2 separate regions of the Homo sapiens genome follow, and region 2 is linked to region 1. A link is a contact called in ENCODE Hi-C or POLR2A ChIA-PET data. All regions are on one chromosome and are shown on one strand. The core of a region is the stretch at or near the end of the contact, and the rest is flanking DNA. Distances in the headings are between cores, read along the strand shown. Region 1 overlaps SURF6 (surfeit 6). Region 2 has its middle 7.2 kb from the start of SLC2A6.

The links. Hi-C counts contacts between places; a loop is a spot of excess contacts on that map. ChIA-PET counts read pairs that join two places held with the same protein, here RNA polymerase II (POLR2A). Pooled maps may share reads with other maps.
Region 2: a loop to region 1 is called in a map of heart right ventricle, with 2.8 times the contacts of the local background. The contact joins two enhancer-like sites. A Hi-C loop is called at or near these places in 8 of 168 maps with a recorded cell type or tissue (CD4-positive, alpha-beta T cell, CD8-positive, alpha-beta T cell, HCT116 and 5 more), 11 of 37 single-sample maps with no recorded cell type and 19 of 50 pooled maps. POLR2A ChIA-PET finds 5 or more read pairs at or near these places in 4 of 52 experiments (activated CD8-positive, alpha-beta T cell, activated CD8-positive, alpha-beta memory T cell, activated T-cell and 1 more).

Annotation. Positions count from the first base shown.
Region 1 is chr9:133,324,693-133,331,219 of GRCh38, reverse strand. SURF6 (surfeit 6) reads left to right here. Exons shown (of 5, transcript NM_006753.6): 5 at 1-2,444. Among named protein-coding and RNA genes, the nearest start is that of SURF6, 8.2 kb to the left of the region's middle. Within about 2 kb of position 1,744, at least 4 of the 41 ENCODE cell types and tissues checked have a DNase peak (open chromatin) inside an H3K27ac peak, as active enhancers do.
Region 2 is chr9:133,483,231-133,489,419 of GRCh38, reverse strand. No RefSeq gene overlaps it. Among named protein-coding and RNA genes, the nearest start is that of SLC2A6, 7.2 kb to the right of the region's middle. RefSeq lists enhancers at 2,991-3,505, 3,506-4,021, 4,537-5,052. Within about 2 kb of position 1,607, at least 4 of the 41 ENCODE cell types and tissues checked have a DNase peak (open chromatin) inside an H3K27ac peak, as active enhancers do.

The DNA.
Region 1 (6,527 bases), core at 495-2,994:
TGTGAGTTGGGTCAAGTGCATTGGACCTAGGGAAAGAGAAAGAAAGAATAAAAGCTGGAGAGAGAGTGAAGTGAATGCAAGATACAAAGTGGGATGGAAGAATTAAATCCAGAGTTCCAGGCAATCAAAATGAGTGCAGGTTGAAAGAAAACAGGTGAATTTTAGTGGCATATGGATGATAAAGCTGTAAATAAAATTCTTTTGATGAAACTCTCCGGTTATGAGACAAAGACTGTAACTGAACAGGAGCTGGTGTGACTGTTACCAGACAGAGGCAACTGATGAAAAAGCCCTGTGAAAGATAGGATGTGAGGTGAGCATGAGCTTGAGCTGAGAGACAGACACAACAGTATCTGAAAAGAATACATACTCTTTCCATGCATATATGGAACATGGATGGAAACTGACCACCTACTTTGTCCAGAAAAGAAGTCTTAAGATATTTCAAGGAATCAGTGTCGTTATCTGACCGTATCCCAATGTCATTAAAAAAAATTTGAGCTATTTTTTTTTGTTTTTTAGATAGAGTCTTGCTCTGTCACTCAGGCTGGAGTGCAGTGGCATTTCATATTTGGAATTTTTAAAACACACTTATAAATTACCTATGAGTTAAAGAATTCCGAATGGCTATTAGAAATATTTGGGACTAAAGGATAATGAAAATGCTACGTATTAAAATTTGTGGAACAGGGCCTGGCATGGTGGCTCATGCTGTCAATCCCAGCTCTTTGGGAGGCGGGTGGATCACTTGAGATCAGGAGTTCAAGGCTAGCCTGGACAACATGATAAAACCCCATCTCTATTAAAAATAAAAAATTAGCTGGGTGTGGTGGTGCAAACCTGTAGTCCCAGCTGCTTGGGAGGCTGAGGCGGGAGAATCACTTGAACCCAGGAGGTAGAGGCTGCAGTGAGCCAAGATCGAGCCGCTGCACTCCAGCCTGGGTGACAGAGCAAGACTGTCTCAAAAAGAAAAAATTTAAGATTTGTGGAACAGAGCTAAAGCAGCACAAAAAAACATAGCCCCTAAATGTATGTGCATCTACAGATAAATAGTGCCATTTATACACACATACGCTGTATGTCTGTATTTTTAAAGCTAAAGAAAAATAAGCATGCAGCTTAAGTTGGAACAACTCAAAGTAAATGGAAGAAAAATCTCCAAAACTGACTAAAAGTAATAGAAAGCCTGAGTTGTAATCACTGATGAAATTGAGTCAGTAGTTAAGAATGTTCCCCTAGACGGTTTTACAGGGAAGTTCCACGATATAGAGAACAGGTAATTCCAGACGTAGACAAATTCTAACAGAATCAATTGAGAGAACACTTCATTCGTGAACTTAGCTTTGATACCAAAACTAGGTAAGAGAAAGGGAAGTTACCAAATACCTGTGGGCGGCAAGCCACCCAGGCGCCGAGGCAAGAGACAGAGGACACGAGCTGTTCCAGTATAATAAAATATAAAACAAGAATAGTTACAGCAGATATAGATCTTAGATATGATTACATATGAATATCATTAATCATTAGTTTGTAGCAATTACCTTTTATTCCAATATTATAATAATCCTCGCTCTATAATCATAGCCTAGGAAAAACCAGGCCATACAGAGATAGGAGCTGAGGGGACATAGGTGTGACCAGAAGACAAGAGTGCGAGCCTTCTGTTATGCCCGGACAGGGCCACCAGAGGGCTCCTTGGTCTAGCGGTGACGCCAGCGTCTGGGAAGACGCCCGTTGCCAGGTGGACCATGGTCTAGCAGTAGCAAAAAGTATCAAGGAACAACACCCGCTACTTAGCAGACCGGGAAAGGGAGTGTCCCTTTCCCTGGAGGAGTTTAGAGAAGACTCTGCTCTTCCACCTCTTGTGGAGGGCCTGACATCCGGCAGGCCTGCCCGCAGTTATCTGGAGGCCTAACCGTCTCCCTGTGATGCTGTGCTTCAGTGGTCACGCTCCTAGTCCGCCTTCATGTTCCATCCTGTACACCTGGCTCTGCCTTCTAGATAGCAGTAGTAAATTAGTGAAAGTACTAAAAGTCTCTGATATGCAGAAGTAATGGCATAAGCTGTCTTTCTCTCTGTCTCCTCTCTCTCTCTGCCTCGGCTGCCAGGCAGGGAAGGGCACCCTGTCCAGTGGACACGTGATCCACGTGACCTTACCTATCATTGGAGATGACTCACACTCTTTACCCTGCCCCTTTTGCTTTGTATCCAATAAATAACAATGCAGCCAGACATTCGGGGCCACTACCGGTCTCCGAGCATTGGTAGTAGTGGTCTCCCGGGCCCAGCTGCCTTTTCTTTTATCTCTTTGTCTTGTGTGTGTATTTCTACACTCTCTCATTGCTGCACACAGGGAGGGAGAGACCCACGGACCCTGTGGGGCTGGTCCCTACAAATACCAATGTCAAGATTTTAGACAATAATAAACCAAGTTTAGCAAAGTGCCACACTGGATTTAATTCAGAATTGCAAAGCAGTTTCAATGCCAGAGAATCAAGAGTGTAATTCATATCAATAGATTAAAGGAGCAAAACCCACGTGACCATCTCAATGGTTGCAGAACAGGAACACAGTAAATGACGCGACAGCCATTTATAACGAGTTTTTAGCAAACTAGGAATTAAGGTATTTCCTTACTCTGATAAGGGGATTTGGAGCCAGGCATGGACCCATCTTGAAACTACATTCTGGGTCAGGCAAATGTAGATGTATTGGAGGGAAAGACATCCCCATGGGTTCCCAAGAGGTGAAGTCATCATAGTGAACTAAGGGGCCAGTGAGGGTCTGGAAAAGGCCACTGCCATCACCTGGCTACAGAGACTGAAGAGGCGGGGGGGGGTCTCGTCCTGAGCAGAGACAGGACAACTGGGTGGGCCAGTGAGGGCTGCAGGTGGGGGAAGCTGAGAACCCAGCAATATTTTACTGCCACTGGATGTCTGCACAAGGAACCTATGCCAGCCAGGGAGGTTGAGAGTGAGGCTCAGTGGGGACTGGCATACTGGCTGAGTGGATGCAGTCATTGAGCAACGCATGTCATGCATGGCGTGGGCCATCACTCTGCTGGGTGAAAGTTTCAGGAGCGAATGAGACCCAGCCCTAGCTCTCAAGGAACCCATAGTCTCATAGGTAGTGGTCCTGCAAAGTGGCCAGGGAAAGGATCGGGGTGCAGGGTGCTGAAGTCACATGGAAAGTTGTGAACGTTGCCGGTACCAAAATGGAGTCACTTATGTCAAACTAAAACAGTTGGAGGTGATGAAGCAGCCCTCACGCACACATTCCTGCAACAGGACTTACCACAAGACATTTCTACAAACAGACCAATAACAGGACTCACTGCAAGACCATCCTCAACGGTTGCAGTATTCCAGATAAGCTGCTATTCCCAAATCCATTTATTTTAGAGAGTCTATCTCTGGATTTCTTCATAGGTTGACTGTGTCATGTAGGATTCAGTATAGTGAACAAAGATTGGGGAAAGGCAGACCCCAGGCAGAAGATCAGAGGCAAGGGGGACAGTCATGCATTTGTAAGGTCTAAAAAGTTCAGTCTGCTTTTGTGATACCTGACGAATTTTCATATGTTGTGTTTTCATTCAGTTCAAAATACTTGCTAATTTCCCTTTGATTTATTCTTTGGCTAATGAGTTATTTAAAGGTATGTCATTTAGTTTCCAAATATTTGGGAATTTACCAGAGATCTTTCTGTTACTGATTTCTAGTTGAATTTCATTGTGGTCAGAGAACATACTTTGTATAACTTGAGTCCTTGGCTGGGGCGTGGTGGCTCACACCTGTAATCCCGATACTGGGAGGCTGAGGCAGGAGGATCATTTGAGCCCAGGAGATTGAGGTCAGCCTGGGCAATGCAGCGAGACCCTGTCTCTACAAAAAAATTTAAAAAATCACCCTGGGGCGGTTGCCCACGCCTATGCCTATAGTCCCAGCTACTCAGAAAGCTGAGGTGGGAGGATCACTTGAGCCCAGGAGGTTGAGGCTGCAGTGAGCCATGTTCCTGCCACTGCACTCCAGCCTGGGCAACAGAGTGAGACCGTGTATCAAAAAACAACAAAAAACCACTTGAATCTTTTTGAAGTTAACAGGGTTTGTTTCATAGCCCAGACTGTGGTCTCTCCTGGTAAATGTTCTGTGTGTGCTCGAGAAGAATGTTTTCTGCTCTTGTTGAGTCAAGTGTTTTAATGTCAGGTCCAGTGGAGTTCAAGTTCTGTATCCTTGCCAATTTTCTTTTCTTTTTTCTTTCTTTCTTTCTTTTTTTTTTCTTGAGACAGAGTTTTGCTCTTGTTGCCCAGGCTGGAGTGCAATGGCGCGGTCTTGGCTCACTGCAACCTCTGTCTCCTGGGTTCAAGCAGTTCTCCTGTCAGCCTCCTGAGTAGCTGAGATTACAGGCATGCGCCACCATGCCCGGCTAATTTTGTATTTTTAATAGAGATGGGGTTTCTCCATGTTGGTCAGGCTGGTCTCGAACTCCCGACCTCAGGTGATCTGCCTTCCTCGGCCTCCCAAAGTGCTGGGATTACAGGCGTGAGCCACTGCACCTGGTGCCAATTTTCTATCTATTCATTCTGTCAATTATTGCACTTCATCAAAAATTAAAAATTAGGAAAACAGATAAAAAGGCTCACAGTGGGAGAAAATATTTGTAAAACATACAGTATAATAAAGGACTTGTGGCCGGGCGTGGTGCCTCACTCCTGTAATCCCAGCACTTTGGGAGGCCGAGGCAGGTGGATCACTTGAGCTCAGGAGTTCAAGACCAGCCCGACCAAGATGGTGAAATCCATCTCTACTAAAAATATAAAAATTAGCCGGGCGTGGTGGCAGGTGCCTGTAATCCCAGCTACTTGGGAGGCTGAGACAGGAGAATCACTTGAACCTGGGAAACGGAGGTTGCAGTGAGCCGAGCTGTCGCCACTGCACTCCAGCCTGGAAGACAGAGCAAGACTCCATCTCAAAAAATAGTAAATAAATAAATAAATAAAATGGCATAACCATTTTGAAGGTTCGTTTTTGCATAAAGATGTCCAGTGTTCCAGGACCAGTTGCTGAAAAGACTGTCTTCGTAGAATTGCCCTTGTACCTTCATCTGAAATCAATTGGCCATAAATCTGTGTAGGTCTATTTCTAAACTGTGTGTTCTGTTCCCCTGAACCTTTCGCCAGCGCCACACCGTCTTAATCACTGCAGCTCTATAGTAAGTGTTGAAATCGGGTAGCATGAGTCTTCCAACTTTGTTCTTTTTGAAATTGTTTTATTTCACATTTACTACATATAGTCATTACTTAATCTGCATTTGCTCTTAAAAAATGTAGCTCTTCTGGTTTTTAGGAAGGCTTGATTTTTTTTGGGTCTAGTTGCTACTTACTGTTCATACCCTTAAATAATATCTTTAGTCCCCTCAACCTTTAAAAGAGTTCTCATAGTTCCCTACTATGAAATAATTTGTAAACCTTTCCCCTCTCTCCCTTCTCTCTCTTTTCTACCACCCATGGTTTTTTTTGTTTTTTTTTTTGAGACAGGCCTCGCTCTGTCACCCAGGCTGGAGTGGAATGGCGCCATCTCAGCTCACTGCAACCTCTACCTCCCAGGTTCAGGCGATTCTCCTGCTCCAGCCTCCCTAGTAGCTGGGATTACAGATGCGCGCCACCAAGCCTGGCTAATTTTTGTATTTTTAGTAGAGATGGATTTCACCATGTTGGCCAGGCTGGTCTCGAACTCCTGACCTCAGGTGATCCACCTGCCTCGGCCTCCCAAAGTGCTGGGATTACAGGTGTGAGCCACCATGCCCGGCCCACCCATTTTTTGAATGAATACTATTATATTTCTTAGTATTTGCCTCTGTCCTCTTTAATATGCTAAACTTCTCAGTTTGTCAGCATTAAGTGATGTCTTTAGAATCCAACTATAATATGAAGGAATCAGCAGGGCGATTCTATTTTCCATCCTCTCTCTGCTTTCTTGTCTCATACTGTTATAGCTGCCTTTGTAAAATTGTTTTTTTACACATTCTGTTACCTTTGTGTATGAGTTTGCTAGGGCTGCCATTAACAAAGCACCGCAGAGCAGCTTAGGTGAGAGGAATTCATTGTTCACAGCTCTGGAGGGCAGGGGTCCAGTCCAGACATCAGCAGGGTTGGTTTCTTCTGAGGACCCTGAGTGAAGGCTGTTCCTGGGTGCTGTCCTTGGCCTGCAAACAGCATCCTCTCATCTTCCCCCTGTGCCTGTCTGTGGGTCCTGATTGCCTCTTCTTATAATAAGGACACCAGTCACATTGGATTAGAGCCCACCTTAGTGACCTCATCTTAACTAATAACATTTGCAGTGACACCATTTCCAAACAAGGTCACGTTCTGTGGTGCTTGGGGTTAAGACATCAGTGTGTGGATTTGGCAGGGAACACACCGTACGTACCCATCACAACTTGCTGCTGTTTTTATCTCGGTCCCTGTCCTCTAGTTGAATATGTGAGTGCTCACTCCCTGTTCCTCTTACTATCTGTGATCATCTCTCAGT
Region 2 (6,189 bases), core at 358-2,857, 160 kb before region 1:
AACGGGCCACTGAATTATACAGAACAATATTTTCCTTGCGGATGCGATTCCTTCCTGGCCAAGCTGCACGGAGATGCCTGCTCTCACCCCAGGCCCTCTCTGCGAGGGCTTGGCCTGCAGGAGCCACCAGAGCTAGGCGGGTGGAATGAGTTGGCCCCTGGAAATGCATTGGAAACCACACAGCCTTCTCATGGGCGCTGGTCAGAAATACAAACGCACAGAGCAGGCATACACTGCCCTGGTCGGCCTGCGTTTCTCGTTAGCACTGGGCCTGCAGGCAGGGCTGAGGCCCAGGGTGGCAAGGGCCAGAGGCCATCCTCCTGCTGCCCTGCTCTGGGGCAGACATGGGCTCCTCGGCCTGCGTACCTGGGCTTCCCTGCAGCCCTCGTCCCTGGTCCTGATGGCTCCTGGGCCAAGGCTGGAAGCCACTTCTAGGAGTGCGAATGACTGGAACTTTCGGACCTGATCTCAGCACTTGGGAGGAAGAAGCCGCAGGTTCTGCCTCTGCCTCGGGCAGCCTCTGACGGGATGCGAAGAGGGACGTGGGTTTGAAATCCCCAACAGCCCAGCCCAGACCACCCTGGCAGACTCTACCAGCCCGTACTGTGAGTTACTAACTCCACCCCCCGACCTCAGAAGCTGGGTCTCAGGGTCTCCATTTTTACTTCTTCTTCTTTTTTTTTTTTTTTGAGACAAAGTCTTGCTCTGTCACCCAGGCTGGAGTGCAGTGGCGTGATCTCAGCTCACTGCAACCTCCACCTCCTGAGTTCAAGCGATTCTCCTGCCTTAGCCTCCTGAGTAGCTGGGATTACAGGCGTGTGCCACCACACCGAGCTAATTTTTAAATTGTTTGTAGAGACGGGGTTTAGCCATGTTGCCCAGGCTGGTCTCGAACTCCTGTCCTCAAGCAATCCACCTGCCTCGGCCTCCCAAAGTGCTGGGATTACAGGCCTGAGCCACTGCACCCAGCCTTCGAGGTCTCCATTTGACAAGATGCGTTGAGGGGTGAACACGGAGAGGCAGAGAAAGCTGGAGCCGTGTGGAGCTGGGGGAGTCAGGCGCCTGCCTGCAGCCACTCTCCTCCACCAACAGAGAGGGGACATGACAGAGGGAGCAGAGAGAACAGCCCCCAAGGGGCCCCTGCTCCCTGGGCAGAAGGCCAGAGGCTCCGGCGGCCATGCTTGCTGCCTCCGCCAGGCCATGTGCTGCTTGGGGCCATGTAGAGCCTGATTCTGAGAATCTGCGGCATCCCCCAGGTGGGTGTGCGGGACAGGGAGGAGGCTCACAGAGAGGCTTGTGGGGGGAAGCAGGGAGGATCAGCCTCAACATTGCTCTGCCAGGAACCGGCCTCCCTCCTTTCTCCGGGTGTGCCCTTCCTGTAGCAGGCAGGATGGGCAGGGGAGGGAGGCGGCTCCGTGGCGCGCCCCCACGTCCTGTCCTGCTTATGACAGCTCAGGGAGGCCCCGGTCTAGCCTGTAGGCCTTTGCTCTCTCAGTCCCCCCACCTGAAAGGCCACCCCACTGCTTCAGGAGGTGCCCCAAACCTCCAGGCTCTACCTCCGTCTCCCCCTCTGCACGACGCCTCTAAAGCCACCGCTCGCTTCCCGGCTCGGCTTTTCCAGGGCAGTAGGGGCAGCACGCTGGACTATGGTCTGCCCAGAGACAGAGACAGAGGAAGCGTACAGCCCCCCGGCTGCCCCATCATGGACACCGAGGTGTGTACTTTGGCTTCAGAAAGCTGGAGGAGGGAGAAGAGCCCCACCTACGGGGACCCCAGGAAGGACAAAGCGTGGTTTGGGAATGTGGAACCACGGCCTTGCCGCTCACTTGCCCCTTCTCGGTGGCTGCTTCTCGGAGGCTCCAGAGGCCTCCAGTTCCCTGAGGGGAGCAGTAGCTGGTGCAGAAGAACACAGAGTGACTTCTGAACTCCCCATAGTCTGTTCCTCTGCCTGGAACAGCCTCCCTGGGGACCCCGGCCCTGGCCTACTCCTCCTACACCCTAGAGCTCATCTGCCCCTTCCTGCAGGCCCTACTTACCCAGCCCAGCCCCAGCATGCTGCAGTGAGTCCAGCCTTCCCATTCCTGGTCATACCCCAGCTCCGTCAGGGATCCTGTTTACCCTGTTTCCCCGCAGGGGCTGGCTCACAGTAGAAATTTTTTTTTTCTTTTTTTTTTTGAGACGGAGTTTCACTCTTTTGCTCAGGCTGGAGTGCAATGGCTCAATCTCGGCTCACCGCAACTTCTGCCTCCTGGGTTCAAGCAATTCTCCTGCTTCAGCCTCCTGAGTAGCTGGGACTTCAGGTGGCCGCCACCATGCCCAACTAATTTTGTATTTTTAGTAGAGACGGGGTTTCTCCATGTTGGTCAGGCTGGTCTCGAACTCCTGACCTCAGATGATCCACCTGCCTCGGCCTCCCAAAGTGCTGGGATTACAGGCTTGAGCCACCGCACCCGGCCCACAGTAGAAATCTTGACAAGTACTTGTTCCGTGAGAGACGGCGGTGGGGGGTCTTGGAGCCTCCAGGAGACCTTCCAGCCCGAAGGTCTCCCACACTCCTCCCAGCCCTAAAAATGCTTCCCTGCTTCCTATGTCGAGGTCAGGGAGGGAGCTGTTGCGGCACAAAAGAGCATCAGGGCCCTGGGCCAGGGCCACAGGCAGCATTCTCTGACTCTAGAGCCCGGCTCACAACTTACCTCCGCCCTATGATTTTGTTAAGGAGATTATAGATATGGAGATGGGGAAAGAAGATAAATAGAAAATGTTAAAAATCTGTTCTCTCTGGGTAACAGGATTTGTGCTTATCCACATCCACAATCTCAAAATGTTCTGCACCAAAACATAAAAAGCCTTCAGCTCCTCAGCCCTGGCCTGGACTACCCAGAGGGCACCATGCAGCAGACGATGCGATTCTATCTGTAGCCACCAGGTGGCAGCAAAGACCAGGGCACCCGCCTGGCCCAGCCCCAGCCTCCCACGGCACCTGCCTTCCCAACAGGGCCCAGAAGTGGGGTATTGTGAGCCCCATTGGATGACCAGGGAAACCAGGATCCAGGTGGGAAAAGGCACCTGCCCATGTCACAGCCCAGCACGGGCAGAGCCTGGACTAGAACCCCCATCTTCCAACTCACCCGCTCATTTCACCAGTACCTAGGGGTCACTTGGCTTTAACTGCGATACCCAAAAGGGCCTTGCAAAGATTCAGACGGGGCCAAGGTCCTGCAGCCAGCCTGGAGAGGAAGTGGATTTGAGCCCGATCTGCCTGAGCGCCGGGGCTGCGCGAGGCTCTCAGCCCAACATCCGGGGCCGTCCCCAGGAGCACGCCCCCTGCCTGCAATGGCAGAGTCCGGTGCCACCCAGGGGCCCCGCTGGGGAGTCTTGGGGTCCCGTTGGGGCTGCTTTGGGAAAGGGTGGAATGGAGTGCAGCCCAGGGTGTCGCTGGGAGGCCCCGCTGTGCCTCCCCTAACTCCGTGCCAGGCCCAGGCCCCCAACACTTTCCTGGAGCCCACATTAGCAGCAGCTTTGGCAAGGTCCGTCCCACACCAGCCAGGCCGAGAGCAGGAGGAACAGCAGGACAAGGGCTGCAGCCAGGGTCACGGAAGGCGCCAGGGTCACGGAAGGCACCAGGTCCGAGTCTTCAGGGTCATCACCAGGGACATCTCTGGGGACGTTGGGGACACCGGACAGCTGGGTGCCAGAGACCTTCTCCCCTGGGGGCCCTGGGCAGCCCATCTGTGGGAAGGAGGAGGCAAGGGGCAGGACCTCCTCGGGGAAGGCCCCACCTGCCCACCCTCTGCTGTCCCTCTGGTCTGCTCCCTCAGGAAGGCCTGATGTGGGTTGCATAGGCCAAAGCAGGGGGCATGAGGTGACCTAGAAGTGACCCTGGGCAGCAGCTCTGAGCTTCAGTCTTCTCCTCCATAAAACAGGGGTGAAGAAGACCCCCAGAGTGGGATGAGTATTCCCGGCATCTGCTCCCCGCCTCCCACCTTCCCAAGACACGGCAGCCCTACTGTCCCCTCGGAGACCTCGGCCCTGGTGCCAGGCCTGGAATGCAGCTTGGCCCGTTTCCGGGGAACTGGGAAGCTGTCAGACTGGTCTGGAGGGACCTTTGTCAAACTGCATCAACGCGGCCAGCTGCCCTCCCCCTGCACGGCAGCGGTGAGGTGGGCACAGGTGGCATCCATCCTACAGATGAGAAAAGTGAGGCTTAGCGGACCAGTGGCTCCTGAGAAGCCCCGGAGATTGGCAGAGGCCCCTATGGCAGCCCCCGTGGAGACCTGGGAAACAGCTTCCAAGTGCCAGGCCCCAGCCCTCCCCCGCAACAGGGCAGAGTCTGGACCAGATCATTTAAGCCCCAGCGCCCTGGACCAGCAAACCACCGCCAGGGATGCTCCACCCAGCCCCCTCCAGATCCTGCCCCCAAGCTGGACTCCAGGCCCCTCCCTCTTACCCCAGCTGGGTGTGCAAGGCCCAGTCACCTTCCAGCCATGGGGGGTCCCATGTCCTGGGAGGGGCCTGCCCTCAGCTGCCATGCTCCCCAGGGACAGGCGGCGGACAGTGGCAGCTGAGTGCACCCCCTCGAGCTTCCCTCTGCAGGACCCACCCCCCTGGGGCCTTCCTCGGGGAGGCGCCCAGCAGGAATGACAGGAAAGGAGGGAGAACTCGCTGTGGGTGTGGCCAGCACTGAGAGAGGGGTGGTGGCCGTCCCAGGCACCAGAGCAGACCCAGGGTCCCCCCAGACCAGCTCTCTTTCTGCTGCTCTGAACTGAGATTCCTGCCTGGGGCGGGAGGCCACGGAAGGGGAGAGGACTCTGAGTTCAAGTCAGCAAGGGGCTTCCAGACACCCTTTGTGTGCCCAGCACTATGGATTGGGGGGTGCCTTCACACCCCCTCAGAGGCCAGGTCCCCAAGCAGCCTGTCTGTCACAGATCCAGGAGAGAAGGACAGGAGAGAGGAAGGTGAGCTTCCCCATGAGAAGGTTAAAACAGGCTTTAGAGGTCACAAAAGCAGTCCCTGCAGAAGGAAATTATTCTTTAAAAACAAAGATGTTCATCATGTTAATTTTTTTTTTTTTTTTTTTTTTGTATTTTTAGTAGAGACAGGATTTCTCCATGTTGGTCAGGCTGGTCTCAAACTCCCAACCTCAGGTGATCCGCCTGCCTCAGCCTCTCAAAGTGCTGGGATTACAGGCGTGAGCCATTGCACCTGGCCGGCCCCATCATGTTAATTTTAACAGCAAAAATGGTTTGTTGGGGTTCAGACCATGATCCCCACAAGCAGGGTGCCTGGCATGAGGATTCAGAACTAAAGGAAACCAGAAGGCCTCTGGTGCATCCGAAGTCTTCTTCCAACCTTCTCCTCCCCTCCTTTCTCCCGCCCTCTTTCTCCCCAGCAGCAAGTTGCAGAAGCCAGAATTCCTCTTTCCCTAGGTGGGCCATGGACACTAGAGTCCCTCTCCCCCAAAGCCAGCCATGAGACCTAGAAACATGACTCGAACGCTACCTGCCTTTCTGGGGAAGAGCTGGCCATGCCCACCTTGTCTGACTGTGGGTCGTAAAAGACCCTCCCTCCGGGGGTTCTACCCCATCCCTGGGGGGAGAAGCACTGCACAGAGAGGCCAAGGGGGATCTGCACAGCTGGCCTCGCCAGCCTCGCAGTCCATCCCCACAGGCATCCCCTGCCGTCCGACACCTGTCCACACGGCTGCCTGTTCTCCACCAACTCTAAGCACAGGGACCATCTTCCCTGGGTCTCTGAGTCTCCACTTCTGACACCTCCCTGTCACATAAAGCTTTGATTAAATAAATCTGGTGTGCTTTTCTCTTGTGAACCTGTCTTTTGTTATAGAACTGTCACCCATGGCCCTGATGATGATGAGACCATCCCTATAAACTTTATAAAATTAATCAAGGAAGAAGAGAGGAGGAGAAATGAGAATAAACCAGGCTTGTAGCACATTCAGCATCCATCGCTAGGTCAACTTGCTCTCTGACCTCAAAGTTTTTTGGTGCCTGTTGCCTTAGAATCACAGAGACTCTGTTACAAGATTGTAGCTCTCCCTCACTGCCCTGTAGATATAGATAACAACTTTAACATTGCAAAGATGTCCTTTTCCTTTTTTTTTTTTGAGACAGAGTTTTGCTCTGATTGCCCAGGCTGAAGTGCAACCGCACGATCTCGGCTCACTGCAAC